Regions from separate parts of the Mus musculus genome. Here regions 2 and 3 are each linked to region 1. The links are chromatin loops, found by intact Hi-C in ENCODE. Cell type or tissue: left cerebral cortex. All regions are shown on one strand.

Region 1 (2,500 bases):
CTCTTATTAGTCATGGTTACTACTGGACATCCTCAGGTCCTTATTAGAAAACAAAACAGCTCCATAAAATATGTCAACTCTGTTCTAAGTAACTTACATGTTTTATATTTAATTTTATGAAACTGACAGTATTTTATGTCTATACATGTGACCCAGGAGATGTGGCCCTGTATCATTTAAAAAGTGAAGAATTATGGCACCCATAGGCCTTCATTATGTAAGAACACACTTCAAGGTAACAACTCTGCTCCATAATGCCAAAGACCTTTTGAGAGTTCTTTTTAAGAGGGTCAGTTGGTGACGTTGACAGCAGGCTACTTTCTTGTTTCAGTGCCATTCCATGTCCACATCCCAAGCTGACAGTCACTCTGTCTTGACACGTATAGGTTTACTGCATTATATGGAGTCTGAACACCTTATGCTTGTAAAAGTTGTAAGCTAGGTGGTGTTATTGGTAGAGGATTTCTGAGTTTTTTAACCTCAAAATACCAGTTCTTTACTTGTGAACTATATTTCCTGTCTGTCTATCTAAAACTAAGCAAACTGCCCTCACTGTGACTAAGGCTGTAGCCTCTGCTGAGGGAGTCTTTCTCACAGACATCCTTTTGCCTGCTACTGATGGGAGGCTGGGCCCAGAAACATCCCCTGTGCATTAGAGAGGGGCTAAGATGAAACTCTTGTCTAAATGAGCACCTGACCACTGCAGAGCGACTGAGAGCCCAAGTCTCATTAGGTCAAGAATATACTTCTGTATGGATGAGTGAAAGACACCTGGGGCAAGCTTCATGATAATTTTGTAGGTATAGATGAGCAGGTCTTAAAGCCAAATGAGTATTATAACCAAATACAACACAATCATTAAAGTAATGGAAATTTTATAGTTTTCTCACACCGCCCCATGTCATAAAAACCTTGGGAAGAGAGTTTGATGTCAGACCTCAAAAGGTACAATTGAATCTGGAGTTTGCGACTGAGGGCTACCCTATTTGTTTGGCTGAAATAGCATGGAAATTTATGATGTCAGAACTCCCAAAATTGGCTTTCGACTTAGAGCTCAGGGCAGTAAAGCCAGGAGACAAACATGGACACACTAACACAGGATTGCTGTCTCCTCGGCACATTGATTTTACAGTGTCTCACCCACCACCACCAAAAGGGAGCAAGTAGATCTGTGCGGACAGGCAGCCAGACACACATATTTGACATAATAAAATCAACAGAGTTTACCTAGAAAGTGTCAGCAATGACAGTAATAACTACATATAGGCAAATTCACACAGCAACAGGAAGTTTAAAAGCATCTAATTGGGTATGTATTTTTGTTTTGTTTTGTTTCGTGGGGTTTTGTTTGTTTTGTTTTGTTTGAGTTTCTATATTGAAAATCACTTTCCAAAGGAAACAGCTAAATAAAGAAGTCCTATGTCTCCCCCTGGTGGCCATGTTTGATCTTACTAGTTCTTTCTCCTTTTTTTCATTTAAAAGGTTAGTGTTATTTTAAAAATTAATTACTATAAATATTGTGTAAGAAAAATAAGATGCAGTCATAGTAATAGTTACAGAAAATATTTGGAAATTAATGAAAAAATAAAGTATTAGCAAATTAGGACTACAAGGAACCCAATGTAGTAATCAATACCCATAAAAGCATCTACGGTAAATGTTAACTAATGTGAAACTTTCAGAAACATTTCACCTTTTGTTGTTGTTGTTGTTGTTGTTGTTTTGTTTTGTTTTGTTTTTGTTTTTTGAGACAGGGTTTCTCTGTGTAGTCCTGGCTGTCTTGGAACTCACTTTGTAGACCAGGCTGGTCTCGAACTCAGAAATCCTCCTGCCTCTGCCTCCTAAGTGCTGTGATTTAAAGGCGTGCGCCACTACGTCCGGCTACATTTCACTTTTATTTATTATTTTTCATCTTATTCTCTTCTTACTTTTTTATTATTTAAAACAGCTTTTAAATTTAAATCTATTTTGGTCTTAATCTTCCCCTTCCCCAAGTCCTTCCAGAATCTCACCCCCAGTGCAACTTAAGTTCTTTCCCAAAAGGAAAGAAAAGAAACAAAACCCAATACAACAGCAAGAAAACCAATTAACCCCCTACCAACAAACTAAAGCAAAGAGTCCACCAAGTGTAACCAAATAAAAGCACACATCACACACACACACACACACACACACACACACACACACACACACACACCACTGCTACCACCACCACAACAAAACAAGTGTGGAGTTCATTACATGTTGGCCAACTACTCCTAAACATGAGACCTACTCTTGAGTAGTTCATCAATTTTCCCTCCTTCAGCACGTGTAAGTGACAGGTAATTCAACTGTCAACCTTTACCCTAGTGTGTTGTGGCTTGGTCTAATGCTTGTATTATGTTAATTGAGTCCCCCAAATTGCCATAGAATCCACAGGTAAGATGTTGAGGGTTCCTGCCCCAAGTTGGTTTTGACTGGTAAATAAAGTTGCTGGTGGCCACTGGCTGGGCCAAAA
Region 2 (2,500 bases), 270 kb before region 1:
ATCCATTGGATAGAGCACAGGATCTCCAATGAAGGATTTAGAGAAAGAACCCAAGGAACTGAAGGGGTTTATAGACCCTTAGGAGGAACAACAATATGAACCAACCACTACCCATAGAGATCCCAGGGACTAAACCACCAATCAAAGAAAACACATGGTGGGACTCATGGCTCTATATAGCAGAGGAGGCCTAGTAGGTCATCAATGGGAGGAGAGGCTCTTGGTCTTGTGAAGGTTCTATGCCCCAGTACAGGGGACTACAAGAGCCAGGAAGCAGGAGTGGGTGGGTTGATGATCAGGGGGAGGGAAAAGGGAATGGGAGGTTTTCGGAGGGGAAACTAGGAAAGGAAATGTAAATAAAGAAAATATCTAATGAAAATAATAAATAAATTTTTAGAAAAATTGAAGAGTTTTAGAAACAGGAAGTAAGTAAAAAATATCTGAGTTTATCTTCAGAATTTTTCTTGATTAATTTTTTGAAGCCCATTATTAACCATTGGAAGTAAAGCCACAGAAAGGAAACTCGTGAAAGGATATTTTTGTACATCATGGCTAGCATGAAATTTAATAGATTTGTAAACTGTTAGCTTTAGTCACATTGGTTTGGTTTATGTGTAAATAGTGGTCAAATTGACAATAAACAGTTACAGTGAGATCTATTTTAGCTGGGTAGGGGTGGTTGGGCAGTGGTGGCGCATGCCTTTAATCTCAGCACTTGGGAGGCAGAGGCAGGCAGATTTCCGAGTTTCAGGCCAGCCTGATCTTGAGTTCCAGGACAGCCAGGGCTACACAGAGAAACCCTGTCTCAAAAAACCAAAAAAAAAAAATCTATTTTAACATTCATATATGTGTTATATATGTATGAATACAAGTACACACTATATATAGATATATATGTTAAAACAGATCTTAGTAAAATAGTCAACACTGAAGCAGCTGAGATATGTGTGAATATGGGTACAGACAATGAAACTGAAAAGGGAACAATGAGAGGGGAGTACTAGTTATTGGGGAGCTGACAGAACAGCCTACATAAGACATGAGAGCTGAAGGAGGCTAGTGGGGTGGAGGTTACCAGGCAGGACAAGGAAAGTGGGGGAAGAGGACAGGAGAGAATCAACAAAACAAGTTAGTACAGTATAATCCTTTGTATAGTAATTTATAAAATGAGTAGATTTTAGAATAATGTAAAAGAAATCTCAGAATCCCTTTTATGTAGTAACTGCATTTAGATATGTCATCCACAGGGTGGAAGCAAAGGGTTTCATTTGAATTGGGCAAGTTCTGACTATAGTGCAGCATGCAATGTGTCCGTTTTTCTGATGTTGAAGATGTGGGGCCAGGCTCTAATTTACACCTTAAAATGCTTTCTTATAGGCTACAAAAGAATATAAAAACCTTTGATCTCTAGACAGCTAGTAAGTACTTGCTAGTAAACTTAGGTTGTGAAAGTAGGAGCTCTTGGGCTGGAGAGATGGCGTGGCTCATAACCAAAAGAAAGAAGAAAAAAGGAAAGGAAAGGAAGGAGGGAAGGAAGGAAAGAAGGAAGGAAAGAAGGAAGGGAAGAAGGGAGAAGGAGCACTGTTGTTAGGATATCGGAGTAGTCTTGGAAAGAACAATTGTTAATTAGGTCCTTTCCTAATGGGGACAAGATTTTTTTTTTGAATCTTGGAAAAGAATAAGCAAGAAGGAAATAGCGTTTGGAAAAAAGAATATTTTTGTTTGATTACCCATGGCTGGGAAAGCTTTGTAATGAAAGTGTCAGTCTGTCATTAAGGACAAACCTTGACAGTGCAGCAGCACCTGCAGGGCAAGGGGACTGGCAGAAGAGGAGAGGCTGAGTGGCTGCAGCTCCTCAGGGCTGAGTATGGTCAGCCACTCAGTCAACAGGTGAGAGCAATGAACCGGCTGCTCTCAGGAATTTTCATCATTTTTAGTTTGGCTAAGATATGGTGGCACAGTGGGTCGTACTCAATCAAGCCTGATCAAATTTGCATCTCTGAGGGGACACTTTAGAAAAAGAATTTTGTGTTTCATGATTCTTCACACCATTCTAATGTGAGGAAGAGAGAGCTCTGCTTCAGGCAGAACTCTGTAAAGAGGAACCAGAACCCTAGCAACCAACCTCCAAACTCCCTTGGTTCCTTCTACTCATTTCTTTCTCAATAGAAGTCAATAAATGTCAATTCCAGCACTTGGGAGGCAGAGGCAGGCGGATCTCTGAGTTTGAGGTCAGCCTGGTCTACAAAGTGAGTGCCAGGACAGCCACGGCTATACAGAGAAACCCTGCCTCGAAAAAAACCAAAAAAAAAATAAAAATGAATAAATAAATAAATAAAAAGAAATCGATAAATGTTAAGTCTGATCAAATTATTGTGTTGCATGGGATTATTGCCCTTGAATTAACAGACATAAAAGCTTTCTTCATGATTTAAAATCTAAATATCCAGAATAGGGAACCTTCCTCCTGAAGAATTTCATCCTAATAATAAACTAATCC
Region 3 (2,500 bases), 240 kb before region 1:
GCAGCCATGCAGAGTTTCCGCTCCAGCCCCTCCTTGGTGCAACACTCAGGAGTTCCAGGGTGAACCGGAAAGGGAGCATCACTTTCACAGGACTTAACAGACAGCTCTGAGGTCTGGATGAGACAAAGGGAAACAAAAACAAAAGGAAAACCCAGAAAACTTACACAGTGGGAGTGAATCTCTGATCAGTATAATGCATACTTTCTAATTTACATATCCTCATTAGTAGTCAAGCTTCCACACTATGGCTTACGAACATGCAAAATTGAATAATTTTGGTCAAAGGCAAGCATACAATCTTGTTTATGTTAGTCAATGACACTCTCCAGACTAGAACATGGAACAACTTTCATAAATAAATAGACCGTACTTATTGGGCTATATAGCCATTGGCCTTGATCACATAGCCTGGTGTTTCTCAGTGAAGGGGTTTTAGCATCTCTGAGGAGAGGAACACTTGGAGACATTCTGGTAGTGGCTCTCATCTCATCTCATCTCATCTCATCTCATCTCATCTCATCTCATCTCATCTCATCTCATCTCATCTCATCTCCCACCCACTGTTTTGCAGTTAGACCACAGCAAGGAGGTCCTCCCATGGCCTCCCCTCCTCCCTTTACTAAATGAACATCCTTTTCACATCGCTGGCTTTAGCTTCCTGTAAGTTACACTTGCTTGTCCTTCCAGCAGCGTGATTTTATATCACCATTACGTATCCACATTTAAAACAGTTAATGTTTGCGTAGCAGGTCAAAGCTGGGGACTGAGAATCGGTCTTCCCTTAAGTTTTAGGTCTTATCCTTGGCAGAAGCTGGAAACTAGCAGCCCCTGCTGTGCACAGCTCCAGTTCTGCTACTCTCCAGCACTGGGATTAAGGGCGTGTGCCACCGCACCTATCAGATCACCATGGACTAAGGCTGATCTTCAATAACAACATAAATAATAGATTTTTTTTTTCTTTTAAGGATGTATTTTATGTATACGAGTGCTCTACCTGCATGTACTCCTGCATGCCAGAAGAGGGCATCAGATACCATGTGGTTGCTGGGAATTGGAAGAGCAGCCAATGCTCTTAACTGCTGAGTCATCTCCCCACACTTATGATTTCCACAAGAAGACCAAGCTACACAACCATTACATACATGTAGAGGCTCTAGGTTAGTCCCATGCAGGCTCCCTGATTGGCAGTTGAGTCTCCGTGAGCTCCTATGAGCCCAAGTCAGTTGATTCTGTGGGTTTCCTGTGGTATCCTTCATCCCTCTGGCTCCCATAGTCCTCTCCCCCTTCTAATGCAGGTTTCCCTAAGCTCTGTGTGTTCTGTGGCTCTGGGTCTCTGTATCTATTCCCATCAGCTGCTGAGTGACGCCTCTCTGATGACAATTGGGCTAGGTACCAATCTATGAATATAACTTTACAAGAATTTTGAAGTCCAACCTTGATTTAAACCTGACACATGGCCCTCATTGTCAGCATTTATTTAGTAAGTCATTGAGTTATCTCATTCCAGTTATTTTCTTTTGAAACTTGTGACACTAAATAAAAGGAACACAGCACTAAAATAAGCATGGGCACTAAAAATAATAGTCTTTATTTTTCCTTCCAACTGGGATTAGGTGGCTTGGTATCTAGAGTGTCCTAAAATTGTGACATAAAGGCTTATGGCTGTTAACATCCATGGTCCACAATAGAGACAGACAGACAGACAGACAGACAGACAGACACACACACACACACACACACATACACATACACACACACACACACACACACACACACACTAACACACACGCTTACCCTGGTGTCGTAGCAGGTGGGGTCAGCTCCCTCAGCACAGCACTCCTCAGTCAAGGAGACAACTTCCTTCACAAGCTGGTTGACCTGCTCAAATGTGCTACTGGAAAACTTCCTGCTATATAGGATTAGTGATCTGAGGGAGAAAAAAAAAAACATGATCATATTAATTGAATTGTTTTTTTGGCATTTTGACTCATGCCAAAATAGATATCAATTCAACTTTTAAATAAAATATTTTATACATTAACTTTTAAAAAATTTGTTTAAAGGTGAGAATATGAGGTTGTATGAAAAGAATTTGTTCTATAAAAAATTATCTTGTATGCAGTTGTGGTGGTTTGAAAGAAAATGCTCCTCCCCAACCCCCCCATAGGTCCATAGGGAGTAGCACTATTAGGAGGGGTGACCTTGTGGAGTTCATGTGGGTTTGGTGGAAGAAGTGTGTCACAAGGGGGTGGCCTTTGAGGTCTCAGAAGCTCAAGCCAGTTCACTTCCTGCTGCCTGCTGATCTTGATGTAAAACTCTCAGCTCCTTCGCCAGCACCATGTCTGCCTGCATTCTGCCATGTTTCCTGCTATGATGATAATGGACTAAACCTCTGAATCTGTAAGCCAGACTAAATTAAATGTTTTCTTTTATAAGAGTGATTGTAGTCTTTTTTTACAGCAATAGAAACCCTAACTAACGCAATAGTAAAAACTGGATT

The links. A loop is a pair of places that touch in the nucleus more often than their neighbours do. Peaks named below come from ENCODE experiments on the same cell type or tissue, not always from the same donor. Only the 100,000 strongest peaks of a DNase experiment are listed, where the experiment ranks them.
Region 2: it touches region 1 in a loop (8-fold over the local background); 7 of 42 quality-filtered maps call a loop at or near these places.
Region 3: it touches region 1 in a loop (2.8-fold over the local background); 13 of 42 quality-filtered maps call a loop at or near these places.

The regions. Positions count from the first base shown.
Region 1 is chr5:89,678,909-89,681,408 of GRCm38, forward strand. All of the region lies in intron 21 of Adamts3 (a disintegrin-like and metallopeptidase (reprolysin type) with thrombospondin type 1 motif, 3), which reads right to left. Among named protein-coding and RNA genes, the nearest start is that of Gm7056, 64 kb to the left of the region's middle. In left cerebral cortex, a CTCF peak has its summit at 1,438 (motif pointing left); a DNase peak (open chromatin) is centred at 1,425.
Region 2 is chr5:89,410,466-89,412,965 of GRCm38, forward strand. No RefSeq gene overlaps it. Among named protein-coding and RNA genes, the nearest start is that of Gc, 46 kb to the right of the region's middle. In left cerebral cortex, a CTCF peak has its summit at 1,235; a DNase peak (open chromatin) is centred at 1,278.
Region 3 is chr5:89,443,504-89,446,003 of GRCm38, forward strand. Gc (vitamin D binding protein) reads right to left here. Exons shown (of 13, transcript NM_008096.2): 3 at 1,795-1,927; 4 at 1-113. Among named protein-coding and RNA genes, the nearest start is that of Gc, 13 kb to the right of the region's middle. In left cerebral cortex, a CTCF peak has its summit at 1,001 (motif pointing right); a DNase peak (open chromatin) is centred at 1,064.